Linked DNA regions of Mus musculus: region 2 is linked to region 1. The links are chromatin loops, found by intact Hi-C in ENCODE. Cell type or tissue: left cerebral cortex. All regions are shown on one strand. Each heading gives the region's core, and the rest is flanking DNA. Links, peaks and the distances in the headings are about the cores only.

Region 1 (7,907 bases), core at 1,059-6,058:
TCTCTGTTGCCCACTAATCAGTCTCAGGGTCCACTTTTATCCCCTAAACAGGAGTCAGAAGGGCCCCGTGGGGAGCAAGTGTTCAGCCCTGGACAGAAAGCAGAGCCCAGAGTCCCCAGTGTTCATGGCTTCTGTAACTTCTTTGATTTCTCCCTCCGGTACTAAGCTTCCAAAAAGGAATAAGAAAGCAGATAAGGAAAGCAAAATCACGCAAATGTATACGCGCAGGCTGAAAGCAACAAGCCTCAAAGAGCATATGTTTAATGAGGCTGTAAAAAAAAATAAATGAATCCCCAAAATGTTATTATTACAGTCAAATCGTTGTTTATGCTTTCCACTGGTTATAAATAGCCCTCTTCATAACCAAGGGTATTGTTTGTCAAACTTGGGGAACAAAAGACAGCTGTTAGCAGATGCTGGTGAAATGCAGGCAAGGGTAACAGGGGGTGTACGTGGGCAAGCAAGGGGAGGAGGAGCCAAGGACAGACACACCTCACACACAGCCGCTTCCAGATTATTCCAAGTTGGTCCCACACCTCGAGGCTAGCTGAAATTTCTACATGGATGCTTCAGGTCTACCAAGGAAAACGCCCAGCTTTATCATCCTGGACCATAATGCAAACACCTATAAGGTACGGTTGGACTTGAGTTTTCTAAAACTCCAGCTCAGCTTAGCTTTCTTTCCTGTGGATCTTTTGCATTGTTGCTGATATTTGTTTTCTGAGACAGGGTCTTATTCTGTGACCCACACTGGCCGAGAACTCACTCCATGGACTCAGAGTGGCCTCAAACTCATGGAAACACTCTTGCCTCAGCCTCCTAGTTGCTGGTGATTAGAGATGTGAGCCATCACACCCGGCATATTTTGAAGATGGAAGAAATTCACAGTAAAGTAGGAGGCCACCAATGGGCAGCTCTCTTCCTCTACAGTCCCTTGAAGACCAGCAGCTCCCACACAGCATGCTGTTTCCCTTTTTATGTTTGTATATGTGTGAGCATGCATGTACACATGCACGTATGTGGGCACAAGGATACCGTGAAGCACCAGTGTAGACCAGAGGATAACTTGAGGGAGTTGAGTCTTCCCTTCCACCATGCTGTCTCTGAGATCAGACCCAGGTCATTAACCTTGATGCTAAGCGCCTTCGTCTGCTGGCCTTCTCACCAGCTTCCGTATACCATTTCTTTCTTCTTCCTTCACTCTTCCTCCAAAACTAGAGAGGCTGTGAGTACAGCTCCTGGAGGCACAGCCCAGTTGACCCTCATGCCTGCTTTGGCCAACCTGCCTTGAAGGATGGAGTGAGGACCACCTGGCATATAGGAAATGCAGGCCACACCTACTGAGGCTAAGCTGATTCCATGATAGACTTCAAATTGGCAGTTAAGGAGACTAAGTCGATTACTAATAGAAAACAAAGCCTGGGTTCACCCCCACCCACCAGGACTGTGGAGGAAGAGAGCATCCCATTGGTGGACTGTGGAGGAAGAGTGCTGTCCATTGGTGGACTATGGAGGAAGAGTGCTGTCCATTGGTGGGTTGTGGAAGAGAGCCGCCCATTGGTGGACTGTGGAGGAAGAGAGCTGCCCATTCCTCAACAACAGATTCCAGCTCCCATGCCTTTAGAATGCCTAGAGATAGAGTAAGATGAAGCCCATCTATCCCAGAATTCCAATGTGCTTTAAATCAAGCCTCTGAGCCTACTTGCTTGTCTATCTTGGTAATGGGAGACCCCGGCATGCTGGACTTCTGCAGAATAAACACTCTTTGTGTTCACATACTGCCCGGGGTGTCATTCTTTGGTGAATCGTGGACCCTTACACTGTTGTCATGTCTTCCAGAGTCAGCCAAAACAGAGTGTGGTCAGAGTACCCTGAGTGACCACACTGAGACCGCCATCCCTGTCTTCCTTTGAAGGTGTATTTCCAAGACAAGTCAGGAGAGAGAAAATATCTTGCTCAGGAGAGCATCCCAGGTTGGAAGGAGGCTCCTTCAACCTCAAATCTGACTAACAGTCCTTGGAGCAGGGTTACCTTCCAAGCTCGCCCGCCTTGCCTGCTAGATTCTGCTGTCTTCTCAGGCTGTAAGGACCCTGCATGCTGAGGTCAAAAGTGAATATAGAATATAGAGCCACCCAGCAGTATCGTCTACCCCTAAGTACCCTAAGAGCCTGGCCTGTATTCTTCCAACCCTCCAGAGCTGCCCCTTGGCTGCCCCGCCCACCACCTGATGGGCTGCTCCCACCACTACTGCTCTGAGTTCTCATTCTGACTCCAAGGTTGCAGAGCCCAGGCATCGAGCCAAAGCCTGAGGGCTGGAAGGAGAACTGAGACATTGCTCAGATGGCAGACGGGGAGATCAGGCTGGAGACAGCGAGGAATGAGCTTGAGTCCCTGTGCAGAATAAAAGCTGAAAATGTGCCCTTTCTGGCTCTCGGAACCTGTGTCTCCAGTCACTGTGGCTGCCCCTGCTGTGGGGAAGGGGAGACTCCTCACCCACAGGGCACAGGAGAGAGGCTGGACAGTCTGTAAAGCAGGTGTTAGCATAGTGAAGACACAAACTAAGCTCTCAAAGAAAGACAGTTATAAACACGGCCAGAGCACAGGCAAAGGCCAGCCAAGGCACAGCTTCTTATCTGTGCGCAGAGCCTGGCAGTGCCCCTAGGATGGGAAAGCTCTCCAACTCCTGAAGCCCCCGACGCCAAGGACAAGCATCCACAGTCTCTCCTGACTTCAAGTCCACACAGTCCCTGGAGGTCCCCATCCCTGACTCCAGTTTCCCTAAGTCTCCCCCCCCATTCTAGGTAAACATAGCACCTGGAGGACACCCCCAATTCCAGAAACTCGCAGCCCTCAGAAGCTGAGACTACAGAGACATGGTGCAGATTTCTAGCTCCCCTTAGGCTGGTTCCCAATTCCAATACTGTATGTGCAGCTGAATTTGAAGACCACAGAAGCAGAGAAGAAACAGCAACGGGGTGAAGGACTGAGTCCCACAGTGCCAGGCATGTACACACACACACACACACACACACACACACATACCTACCTCACAGAGAGGATGCAACAGAGACATCACCACTCCGCAGGATGGCCCGGAATGTATAGCCAGGGGCTTTGCCAAGACTGCGCTGCCTGGAGTGGATCCCTTTGCCCACAGAGGCCGATGGAGCACCAGGCTGGCCACAGTGGCTCAAGATTGTCTTGTGGGAAAAGGGCCCAGCTCTGTATCCAGGCATGCCTGACTTCCACATACGTTCTCTAGACAGGGCACAGAAACCACAAAGCCTTCATTTCCCCATCTTCAGAATAAGAGTTTTCAACACATAGAGCAATCCCGAGAATAAAACAAAATATTGTGCAGGAAGCAGGGCGCCGCATGAGGTTCACACTGGGTATGGAATAACCGCCGTTCATAGCCACTGCTATGCAAGTCATCTGCCAAGATGCTGTCATTACTGTCATGTGCCTCAACAGAGATGCAGCCACTCCACCTAAGACTCCCTCTATGGAAAAGCTAGGTATTCAACTCTGCCCGACTTTGCATCTATGGAGGGATGCAGATTTTACAAACCAATCACGAAGACCACCTCAGGTCTCTTGGCTAACCCCCTAAGATCAAGCTCAAGGCTCTGTGGGACGGGGTTAACAGATACCAAGCACACTTTCTGAAATCAGCAGGTGCAGGAGGTATTTGGAGGATGCTCCTTGTGGGCCTCCGGGCTCTGACTGCTCCACCTCCTGTTCCCCATCCATTCAATGACTTCACCCAATACTAAGGAGCAACTATATGCAGTTTGACGAGATGGCCGGCAGGGGGTGCCGCCACAGAAGCTCTGCTGCTGAGCGCCTAGATAAAACCTTTCTCTGACCCCCTCCAAGTCAAGTTCTCCAGCACTTGAGTCACGTGGTTGGCTTATGTCCCACCCACACAACCCCAAAAAGGGGGGGGGGGGTCAGGAAGAGCGGCAAGCATGGTGTACAGGCTGCTGCCCTCTCCAGCTCAGTGAGTGACTCACCTGCACCTTGTCTGCTACATACCAACCTACAGGGCCAGAAATATTCTTGTCCTCACAGCCCAACGCAACACTCCCTGCACCTACCAGCGCTGGGCACCTTCTACAAGTGGGCGCAGCCTGAGGTATCCCAAAGAGAAACAAGTGTCCTCTCGACACCTTTGGCTGTGCACAGGGACAACACACTCCTCCCCTCCCTCCTCTTCTTCTCTTCCCTTTGCTGAGCCAGGACTTCATTATATAACCAGGCTGCCCTCAAACACGCGATCCTCCCGTGTGCTGGAATGACAGACATACAGATGTCATCATCCTCCCCTACGCGAGTCAAGCCAATGGGAAGAGCAGCTGGCCCAACATCCCACACACGCAAAATGGTATCACATGCCCGCAGGGCTGTGGCAACACCAAAGGGAACTTCTGTTCCACACAGCCAGCCTAAAGACCAGAAACTCATCAGCCATAGCCTATACTTATTTCTGAGGCCCATTCAAAGTCCAGCGCCGTCCTGAGCGGACTCTGACATGCCCAATTAAGAGAAGAACCTCATTCCCAGCCCGCCTCCTTTTGGCTGCCTGCCAACCCATGGCCTCCCAACCCATGGCTTCCTTGGTTTTCCCTCCACTGTCTGTGTTCTAGCTGCGTCTACAGGCCTCATCTGCCTCCCCTGAACTCCTGGTTCATTCAGTGAGTCTCCAGCACTGTATAAGAAACTCTATAGCTGCTGGAACTTCAGTCCCTCCCTTTCCTCCACATGATTATCAGCTTCTTTTGTTTGTTTTTAAAGACTGATTTATTTAATGATTATGGTGTTCTGCTTGCATACATACATACATGTGCACCACATGTGTGCCTGGTCCCTGCGGAGGCCAGAGAGGGTGTCTGATCCTTTAGAACCAGCTCGTCTGTGAGCTGCATTGGGCACTAGGAACTGAACGGAGGTCCTCTGAAAGAGAAGTACTCTTAACCGCCAAGCCATTTCTCTGGCCCCATGATTGTCTGTGTTTTGAGATGGGGGTCTCAGGTACCCCAGGTTGGCCCCAAACTCATTTTGTATTTGAGAAACTGAATTTCTGATCCTCCTGCCTCCACCTCTAAATGCCAGGACTACAGGTGTTCGCCAGCACACCAGGCTTATGTGCTGCTGGGGTCAAGTGCAGGGCTCTCTGCATGCTAGAAAAGCCCCCTACCAACCGAACCAAGTCCCCAACTCCAGGTCTCTTTGTTTTTGTTTTTTAAAGACAAGGTCTTATGCTATCCAGGCTGGCTTCAAACATAGCCAAGGATGACCTTGAATTTCTGGTCCTCTTTTGTCTCCAGTCTCCAAGTGTTGAGCCCAAGGCCTTGGGCTAACTGAACCACATGCCCAGGCCCCAGAATTAGTTTTTAAAACAACCCTTTTCAGCCACTCTCCCGCTTCACGTGTCCTGCAGGCACCTACGGTCTTCTGCTTCAAGGGGGAGCCTTTGCTTTCTGAGTCTCAAGTGATAGAGAGTCCCACCCCTTTACAGCCCATCCAAGCCCACGTCATCACATGGGACTGGCCACACCAAGGCACTTGCTCACCAGCACGCGGGGTGACTTAACTCTCATCTGCTAACCTCCTGCTGCCTCCCACCACCAGCCCACCCAACCCTCCCACCCACTCCAAACACCTGCCTGCTCCTCTCTATTCAGGGTCAGCTGCTCCTCATGTGACAAACAGCACCTGCAGCCAGATGCCATGTGTCCTCTACAGTGTCAGGTGCCACCTTGTTGGCTTATTTAGTCCCCAGCTCCCCAAGAGACCTTATTGTTCCCACTTCACAGATGAAGCTCGGGACCTCAAAGCTTCCCCAGCGATCTGATCCCGCCTGACAATATTTTAAGATTGATTTACTTAACACACTGTGAGCGTTTTGCCTGCACTTCTGCATGTGCACTTTGTGTGTGTCTGGGGTCCTAGCAGGCCACAAGACAGAGATATCCTAGAACTGGAGTCACAGAAGGTTGGGAGCTGTCGTGTGGATGCTGGGATCTTAACTGCTGAGCCATGTCTCCCTACCCCTGCCCACCAACTCTTCTTCATCGCCACATCAGAGGGACTTACTGTTAAATTACCCAGTGTCTACTTATCGGATGTACATGGCAGCTGTACTGAGCAGGATGCCAGCTGCCCTGTGCCACGTACAAAAAGCAGCTTGGGTAGGGGGCCACTTTTCAGGATAATTAAAGCAAATGGCAACACAGAGGGTGGAGCCCCCACACTAGAAGAGATGAGCAGGATTTTCAAGTCAGCTCCCTTCACTAACTGCACGGAGACATGAACCCTGCTTGGAGTTGTGTAACTCTGGGGCCAAGTTGGGTTCACATGGCCTCTCCTTGCTCTGCCTCCTGGTATGGAGCTCTGGGTAGGAAGCATCCAGGCTTGGCCTTCACTGGACCATAAGGCTAGTGTGGTCACCCAGAGGGCTGAGCATTCAAGGCCAGAATGCCCACACCTTTCTTGGGTGGAAGCCCTCCAGTGTCTGACTACTGGCCAAGTTGATATAAGCTTTGCTGCCGGTGGGTGGCCCTGCAGAAGAGGGGGAGGTGTGCGGGCTTCTGGCTGGGGTGGGGGTGGGAGGGCAAGAACTCCAGGAAAGCTCTCCAAGCAGAGAAGGCACTGGGCAGAGCCGAGCCACATCTGCACAGAGACCTGTGGCTCAGCTTCTATCCAGACCAATGTCTTGGTTCCAAGGCAGTGCGTGGAAGTGTTGACTGCCAACCAGCAGAACTGTCCCATATAAGAATGTGTAGCTGAAGTGACACAGAAAAGCAAAGGACAGAGTCGGCAGAAACAGGGAGAATTACAACGGGCATCAAAACTGGGCATGGCAGTAAACACTTAGTAATCCCAGCACCAGGGAGGCAGAGGCAGGAGGATCACAAGTTCAAGGTCATACTGACCTACCTCGTGAAGCTCGCTTCAAAAACACAAAAGCAAAGGATGTGCCATAGCCTTAAGTCACAGAAGGGTGGAAGGGTGGGTGCCTGCTGCTGCATTATCCTCAGGGAATGGGAGAGTGAGTTAGGTGCCGACTGTACTGGCTAGTTTTGTGTCAACTTGACACAGGCTGGAGTTATCACTGAGAAAGGAGCCTCCCTTGAGGAAATGCCTCCATGAGATCCAGCTGCAAGGCATTTTCTCAATTAGTGATCAAGGGTGGGAGGGCCCAGCCCATTGTGGGTGGTGCCATCCCTGGGCTGGTAGTCTTGGGTTCTATAAGAAAGCAGGCTGAGCAAGCCAGGGGAAGCAAGCCAGTTAGTAACATCCCTCCATGGCCTCTGTATCAGCTCCTGCTTCCTGACCTGCTTGAGTTCCAGTCCTGACTTCCTTTGGTGATGAACAGCAGTGTGGAAGTGTAAGCTGAATAAACCCTTTCCTCCCCAACTTGCTTCTTGGTCATGATGTTTGTGCAGGAATAGAAACCCTGACGAAGGCAATGACCTTGTTCACACTGCTTTACAGCTTGCATGCACACGGCCAACCTCTAACATGTGTGTTCTGATCAGGAAGAAGGTAAGGCAAGGCCGAGCCAGGCTGCAGAATTCACCCACACCAGTCCATGATTTCTACCTGTCAATGCTGAGCGCTGCCCACAGTCAAACCCTGATGACACGCACAAGGCCAGCAGACAGACAGTGAAAACCACCAGCCACTCCCTGGCCATCTCTACGGCAAGGTACCTTGTCTCTTAATTAGACAGACCCTGGAGTCACCTAAACCTCAGCCATTTCCAGAGAACCCCATGATAGAAGCTGCACCTCCCACACATCTGGTCAGTGGAAGATTTATACCACAGGGGGAAAGAAGTTATTCCCCCAGCCCCAGTCCTGCTCCAGCAGGCTAATGTCTGTTCTGTGGAGGTTCTCGGC
Region 2 (7,907 bases), core at 913-5,912, 110 kb after region 1:
TAAAATGTTATCATTTATTAACTTATCAAAATAGACTGGGAACACATGCAGACATGGTCTGTTAATATCGTAAGGAGAAAAAGCTTGAGAACTTACCAAACCACCTGAGACAGGGGGCCACATCCTCCCTTTGGCCCCATTAAAAGGACACTTAATGTTGCAGTGCTGTGGTGGTTTGAAAGGAAATGTCCCTCATAGGCTCATAGGAGATGTGGCATTGTTGGAATAGGAGTGGTGGTGATGGAGAAAGCACTGTCACTGCGTGGGCTTTGAGGTTTCAGATACTCAGGCCAGGAAGTGTGGCAGTGTTTTCTGTTGTTTGCCCATTTGAATGTAGAACTCTCAGCTACCTCTCCAGCACCATGTCTGCCTGCATGCTGCCATGCTTTGTGCCATGATGACAGTGGACTAAAGCTCTGAACTGTAAGCCAGCCCCAACTAAATGTTTTCCTTTATAAGAGTTGCTGTGGCCTGGTGTCTCTTCACAGCAATAGAAACCCTAACTGAGACAAGTGGCAACAGACCCACTGACCTGTCTTTGGGCCACCTGGTGCGTGTGTCTGGGATTGAAAACTTCCTGGGGCTCCAGTTCAGCATGGTCCCCACTGCTTTCTATAGCCCACTGAATTATGATCCTTCCACCCATCCCAGTCCTGCACTTCACAGGTAGCTCCTACATCATCCTCCCCAGGGTGTTAAGTTTGAAGCTTAACTCATGTCAGAGATGCCAGAGATATGAGACATTCTCAGAAACTACAAGCTCTGAGTAACCTGGCTCAATAGTGAGACAGCATGTGCCACAGACAATGGAGCTGGCAAGACAAGCCAGCTGGGCTAGAGATGATGTCATTAGGAGGTCCTGATGCCAAGCATGGGGCTGTGTGGTTTGGGGTCTGTGTGCTGGGCTGCAGTCTCACTCTTGTCTGCTCTTGCTAGCCTGTGTTTCCTCCCTGTTGGAATGGGGACACTTGTTCTGTACTGTCAGATATGAGTGACAGACATGGCTAAGTATACATGTGAGTGGAGGTCCCTCAAACATCTAGAATGGGGCACTGAACCCCTGAAGCTAGAAGTACAGGCAGTTGTGGGCTGCCTGATATGGGTGCTGGAAACTGAACTCAGGTCTTCTGCTACAGTGGTATAAACATTTAGCCACTGAGCCATCTCTCCAATGCCTGAAAGTATGAACTGTGCTTTTCTCTTATAGCTCACAGTTAAGGGTTTACCCTGAGTCACAGAAGAGACTTTGGAATTTTGAATCGTGTTGGTCCTATAAAAACCCGGGGGACTTCTAAAGGTGGGCTTAATACATCTTATATTATGAAAGGAAAATAAGACCTGGAATGAAATGTTGTCATTTGAAGAGATCTATTTGGATGACAGTTGACAGGGGTGGAGTCTGTGATGGTGTTCTTCCATGGTCAACTTGATTGGATTAAGAAATTTCTCAGGGACAAGCAGTGGTGGCATGCACCCTTAGTCCTAGCATTCAGGAGGCAGAGGCGAGCAGATCTCTGAGTTCAAGGCCAGCCTGGTCTACACAGAGAAACTCTGTATTGGAAAAAAAAAAGGAAGAAAGAAAGGAAGGAGGGAGGGAAGGAGAAAGGGAGGAAAGGAAAGAAGGAAGGAAGAAAGGGAGGGAGGGAGGGAGGGAGGGAGGGAGGGAGGGAGGGAGGGAGGAGAGAAAAGGAGAAAGAAAAAGAAAAAGAGAAAAACAAAATTCCTAGGGCTGGGGGGACTTTCCACAGAAAAATTGCCAGCCATGAGAACATGAGGCTCTGAGTTTGGATCCCCAACACCCATGTAGGTGTGGTATGACATACTTGTGACACTGAGGGGATGCAGAGACAAGCAGATAGCTCATTGGCCAACCAATGTAGCCAATCAGTGACCTCTAAGTTGAGGGAGAAGCCTCATCTCAAAAACAATGTGGAGAGTAAAAGGAAGACTATCAACACCAACCTTTAACCTCCATATGCACACATGCACACACACATATACATATACATATACACATACATACACACAAACACACATATACACACATACACACACATACACACATATACACATATATACACATATACACACACATACACCCAAATACACATAAACACAGATACACATACACACATATACACACGCACATACATACACATATACACATACACACAAACACACATACATACATACACATACACACATACATACACATACATAAACACACATACACACATACATACACATATACATACATAAACACATACATATGAACACACATACACATATACACATATTCACATACACACATACATACACATATACACACATGCATACACATACACACATACATAAACACACATACACACACGTACATACACATACACACACATAAACACACATACACATATACACACATACACACACGTACATACACATACACACATACATACACATACATATACACATGTAAACATACACACACATACATACACACTCATACAAATACACTATAAGAACAAATAAATACCTATATCACTAATGAGGCACATGTCTGAGCATGCCTATGAGGGCATTGATAGTTAACCCAGGGGTAAGTGGTATCTCATAGGGTTCCAAGCCTGAATAAAGGACAGTAGCCTAAGAGGTGCATTGGCCCACTCCTAGCCTCAGGAATGCTTTCTTTTCCTCAACAAACTGTTTCTGTTTCTGTTCTGAGAGGCAGTGAGGGGTGCAGAGTAGCATCATTCCTGTCTCTGTTTCCTGATTACCCAAATGTGAGCAAGCGGCCTCCCACTTCTCCCACCAGAGCTGAGAGCTGTTCCTCCTGCCAGGCCGTTCCCAGCCAGTACCGACAGCATCCTCAAACTGTTAACCAAAGTAAGCTCTCCCTTCAGTTGCTCTTCATCAGGGAGTTGGCCTTAGCAACAAGAAAAATAACCAATACACAGCTACAGCAAATGATGGGGTTTTTTTTTCTATTTATTTGTGTTTTTAAAGATCCTTAACCAAGGAGACATGGACACCTGAGGAGGAACAGAGTGACTTTGGGCAGAAGGACAGTAAAGGGCATAGGTTTTTGAATCATGATTTTGGAGTCTGTGGGGAGAGAGGCAAAGGAGGCAGATGGCTGGAGGTGGGAGGCAAATTGGAAGTGCGGAGTCATGTTGGCAGAGGGGGTGCACGCCTGAGCAGGAGGGGAGAGTGAGCAGACAGAAACCATTAGACTGATAGCTGGGCTGCTTCTGCATTTATTTTAGAGTTTAACATTTTAAAACAATGTTTAAAAACCAAAACCAATAACGCCTGGTGGCAGTGACAGCGCCGTTTGGGGGCTTTGGGACGGAGTCTGGTGGGATCTAGCTGGCAGACAGGCAGCTAAGAAAGAGGAAAAGGGCATCAAAGCTGCTTCCACTGTGTAGACGGAGGGACCTCTTTCCTTTGCCTTTTAAAAGGTCAAATCGGCTGCTTTGTGGAGAGTAGGTGGGGTGGAAGTGCTGCAGAAACAAGGAGGCTGGACACCGGTCAACGTCTGTGGGCACCTGCTGGGCACCAGCTGCCACGCAGACCACAGAGAAGGACAACTTAGCAGAGGGTCAAGGTGCTGTCTGGCAGAGCTGCTATCTTCTAGAGGTGTCAGACAGTTGATAAACAAATACTTACCTTTCTACCTGTTAATCATCCATCTATGTGTCTGTCCATTCATCCATCTCTCCATCCATCCATCCACCCATCCATCCACCCATCCATCCACCCATCCATCCATCATCTCTCTGTCCCATTCATCCCTCTATCTGTCCATGTATCTGTCCATCTATTTATCCAGCTATCTTTTATCTATCATCTATCTATCATATTTTCTGTTTTATTTTGCAGTACTGGAGATTAAACCCAAGGCTGTAAGCATGCACTTCTGAATGCTGTCTCTAGCCCTATCATCTGTCTACCTGTGGAGGGCCGGCTTGGAGGGCAGGAGCCATTAGGATGTTACTCATATGCTGTGCTATGGGAATTATGGGTCAGGCAATTTTTCCTCAGGAGGCCTGAGCCAGCATCCCTCGTCTTTGACTTCCAGTGGCACTGATTCTAAATGTCTCCAGTCTTTGCCAAAACTCTGAGGTGTGGTGGGGTGGGGGTGGGTGGGGGTGGGCACCACCCTTACCATTGAACGGAGCCAGCATGAGGGCTGTAGATAAGCAGATTGGAGGAGGGGGGTGAGATTTCAGCTGTGTGCCAAAGCAACAGCACAGGATCTGTGGGGATGTGAGAGGAGGAGCAAGCGTGGGGGTGAGCAGGGCTGATGTGGTTTTAAGGTTTGGGGCCCTGAGATGCTAGAGAAATGCAGTTGTTTACTGAGACAGGAAGGCCTAAAGGAGGAGGAATAACAAGAGGAAGCCAGGGCTCTGGCTTGTGGTATGTTAAGCCTGAGGCGTGTTTTGAAGCCACATGAAGGGGATTAGTGGGTAGCTGTCTCAGTTAGGGTTCCATTGCTGTGAAGAGACGCCATGACTGAAGCAACTCTTATAAGGACAACATTTAATTGGGGATGGCTTATAGGTTCAGAGGTTCAGTCCATTATCATCATGGTGGGAGCATGGCAGCATCCAGGCAGGCATGGTGCAGGAGGAGCTGAGAGTTCCACCTCTTGTTCTGAAGGCTGCTAGCAGAAGACTGGCTTCCAGGCAGCTAGGACAGGGTTCTTAAAGCCCACGTCCACAGTGGGCTGTGACACACCTACTCCAACAAGGCCACACCTCCAAATATTGCTGCTCCCTGGGCCAAGCATATTCAAACCACCACAGTAGCTAAATGTACCAGTCTAAGTTCTGGGGATATCCGGGCAAAGTATAAACCACAGCGGTCAAGATAGCAGTCAGAATCCTGGGATACTGCAGGTAGGAATGGTGTGCTGGTGACATTTTAAGTCGGTCTTTTCATTGTGGGTCTGTTCAGATGTGTATACACAAAGGTGCAGCATCAGCAGAGGCAGAGGTGGGTGTCTGACCCCCAGAAGCTGCAGTTGTAGGCAGGTGTGAACCACACAACAATTCTCTCAATCTCTGAGCCATCTCTCCATCCACTAAGGTGGCTGGGTTACAACTTTTGAATATGAGCTGGACCTAGCATCTGCTTCTGGAACAAGCCAGGTGAAGATGCTTTTAGACCTGGGCATGTGATGACAACTAGGATTCTCTCTGCTGACTGGATGAGAAACACTCCAGCTAGCCTTGAAGAAAAGACAGGGCCAAGTTGTCACCACAGCAGAGAGGACTCAATGCAGGGACTACAGGTCTCTTAGAGGCTGCACGTGGACCCCAGTGAACAACCAGAAAGATTCTGATCCACACATACCTGGGTGTGGGTGGAAGTGGAGTCTTCCTTGACTGAACCTGCAGATGAAGACACAGTTCAGTGTGTGATATAGTCACTTCTGTCTCTCATGAGCTCCTGAGTGGAGTGAGCCGTGAAGCTGTGTGAAGACTCCTGATATACAGCAACTAGAACAAGACATGGATGTGTGTGTAGCTTAGATTTATGTGTGTGTAGCTTAGATTTCTCAAAACCTATATTAACAAGGTTCTAAAACGCTTCGACCTCCCTTCTAGCCCACCAACCAAAGGAATGGGGAAAGAAGGTTTAATAGGACAGTGGGTTTGTGTGCCTGTTTAGAAGTTAGTTCTTTGGGGCGATTCCAATCCACCGAATCAGCCCAAGTCCATGGAAGTAGCAAGAATCGGCCGGAATACCACAAGAAGTTCTTTGGTGCGTTTAGCTCTATGAAGTGAAGACCAGGGAAGACCAGCGAAGTGTTGCAAGGTGTAGCACTGCAAGAGCATCCTCTTGCTGTCTGTGGGGTTCTATTTATACTCTTCCTAAACAGCATGTGCCCTCTCAGGCGTCTATTCTACCAAAATGCCACGTGCCCTCTCAGGTGTCTGCTTCAGCAAAACATCCTCTCCCAAGACAGCGTCAAGAAAAATATCACATGTCCCAACCAAGTTTCCAAAGAAACCAGGAATTTCCACCCCAAGTATGCATTAAAGGTGACCATTTATTACACAGCAACAGCACATGAGAACCAGAGGTCTGAGTACCCAGAGCTGAAGGTGAATCTCAAGGGAAGCCTTCAGGCAGGACCCCAGCGGGGACTGAGGTGGGGGGTAGCACCCAGGGTGGAGCCAGAAGCTATGGAGTGTTGTTAGGAAAACGGAGTCATTGCTGAGTCAATGCACAACCCTAGAGTTCATGATGCTTACTGCCACAAACACCAATGAGCAAAGATAGGAATTAAATTCTTAAGTTGTATTTCAGAGAGCTGGAGATCTGAGATGGCAATGTACCAGCACCCTAAAAACTGCCTTTCTTCTCACCTCCGGCCAGCAGGCTTTGTATGGATGGGGACAAAGGCTGTCAATCATGCCAATCATGTTACTCTTGACCCCTGGTCAGGTGGTCAGCCATGGCTCTGAGGTTCACAGGCTGGGGCTTCGTTCAATGTGTCTCCTGCACTTCACATTCATAATTGCTTCTTATTTTGTGTGCAGATGGGTTTGTATATTCCTTCTTGCTTAATCCAAGGCCACTGTGCCTTGAAATCCTCCTGCAGTGCCACCAGGGATATATACAGAGGCATTAACTCAGGACAAACAGAACTATTTACGCTGTCTATGTGCTGACTGCCTCCTATCATATGAAGAACAAATGTATTCTAAAAGCACAGTTCCTGTCCATAGCTCTTGTCTCCTCTCCTTAGGACAGATGATTTGGGGTTTGGAACTCAGAGACTGGGTTTGACCACCTCATGTTTACCAGTGATGTTAGACAATTGTTATAGAATAACACCACACAGAAGCCTGATACCTGTGCCTGGGTCAAGAAGATAATGTCTGGTGACATTTCGGCTGAGGCCAAATCTCAACGGTAACACATTTGCCCAGCATGTATAAAACCCTGGGTTCAATCCTCAGCACCACACATTGGTTCAGATTTAGCAATTATGAAGAACCGTGAGGCTGGATCCTGTTGGTTAGTAACATTAACAGGACTCACTGGCAGTCTAGACACAAGAACAGAGAAAGGAAGAAATCACTCCAAGGGGGTTCTTTTCACCCCAAGGTGGGGGAGTCACCACCTTTTAAAAGAAGCTGTTGGCTACTTTCCCATTGATGCTGGTGCTCAGCATCTCACTTACTTCTTTTTATTTAGTCCGGGACTCGAGTCCACAGGATGGTACCACACATTCGTTGGGTGCTCTTCCCACCTCCCCAAATCTTATGCAGAAACTCCTCGCATGCCCAGGGCTTTGTTGCCTAGGTGATTCCTAGAAGTTGACAATCAGTGTTAACAAACACAAGAGTGAAAATATTATTTTATCAAGATGATATTGAAAGAAATAACTTCTCCGGGATAAAATGTTCCTAGTATGATTAGGATTTTTGAAAGACACGAACAATCTCTATTCCAATGAGTTCATTTACTATACCAACCAGACTCTGAAAAATATAAATCAAAATTGCTATTTGTATTTTTTCTATTTTGTATGAAAACACGATAACTTGGTAATCCCTCAAAACAAACAAAAATTCATTTTAATTTTAAAAGACCACTATCCCATCACATGAATCAAAGCATTCCAACATTTGCCACCGAACTTTCGATATGAACCCATAAGATATGCAGAAGCTTTTAAGTTGAGGTCCTTGATCCACTTGGACTTGAGCTTTGTGCAAGGAGACAAATATGGATCTATTTTCATTTTTCTACATACAGCCAGCCAGTTAGACCAGCACCATTTATTGAAGATGCTTTCTTTTGTCCACTGTACTTTTTTTTTTTTTTTGGCTTCTTTGTCAAAGATCAAGTGTCAGTAAGTATGTGGTTTTATTTCTGAGTCTTCAATTCTATCC

Evidence for each region. A loop is a pair of places that touch in the nucleus more often than their neighbours do. Peaks named below come from ENCODE experiments on the same cell type or tissue, not always from the same donor. Only the 100,000 strongest peaks of a DNase experiment are listed, where the experiment ranks them.
Region 2: a loop joins it to region 1, with 2.5 times the contacts of the local background. A loop is called at or near these places in 9 of 42 quality-filtered maps.

The regions. Positions count from the first base shown.
Region 1 is chr8:124,395,218-124,403,124 of GRCm38, forward strand. The region is part of intron 1 of Pgbd5 (piggyBac transposable element derived 5); the gene reads right to left. Among named protein-coding and RNA genes, the nearest start is that of Pgbd5, 35 kb to the right of the region's middle. In left cerebral cortex, for the core only: a CTCF peak has its summit at 3,822 (motif pointing right); DNase peaks (open chromatin) are centred at 2,297, 3,440, 3,823, 4,292 and 1 more place; H3K27ac peaks cover 4,571 bases.
Region 2 is chr8:124,504,985-124,512,891 of GRCm38, forward strand. Gm39280 (a long non-coding RNA gene) reads right to left here and starts at 7,303. Exons shown (of 3, transcript XR_879351.3): 1 at 7,193-7,303; 2 at 5,353-5,498; 3 at 3,234-3,556. In left cerebral cortex, for the core only: no CTCF peak of the experiment used is centred there; DNase peaks (open chromatin) are centred at 2,811, 3,132 and 4,189; H3K27ac peaks cover 2,534 bases.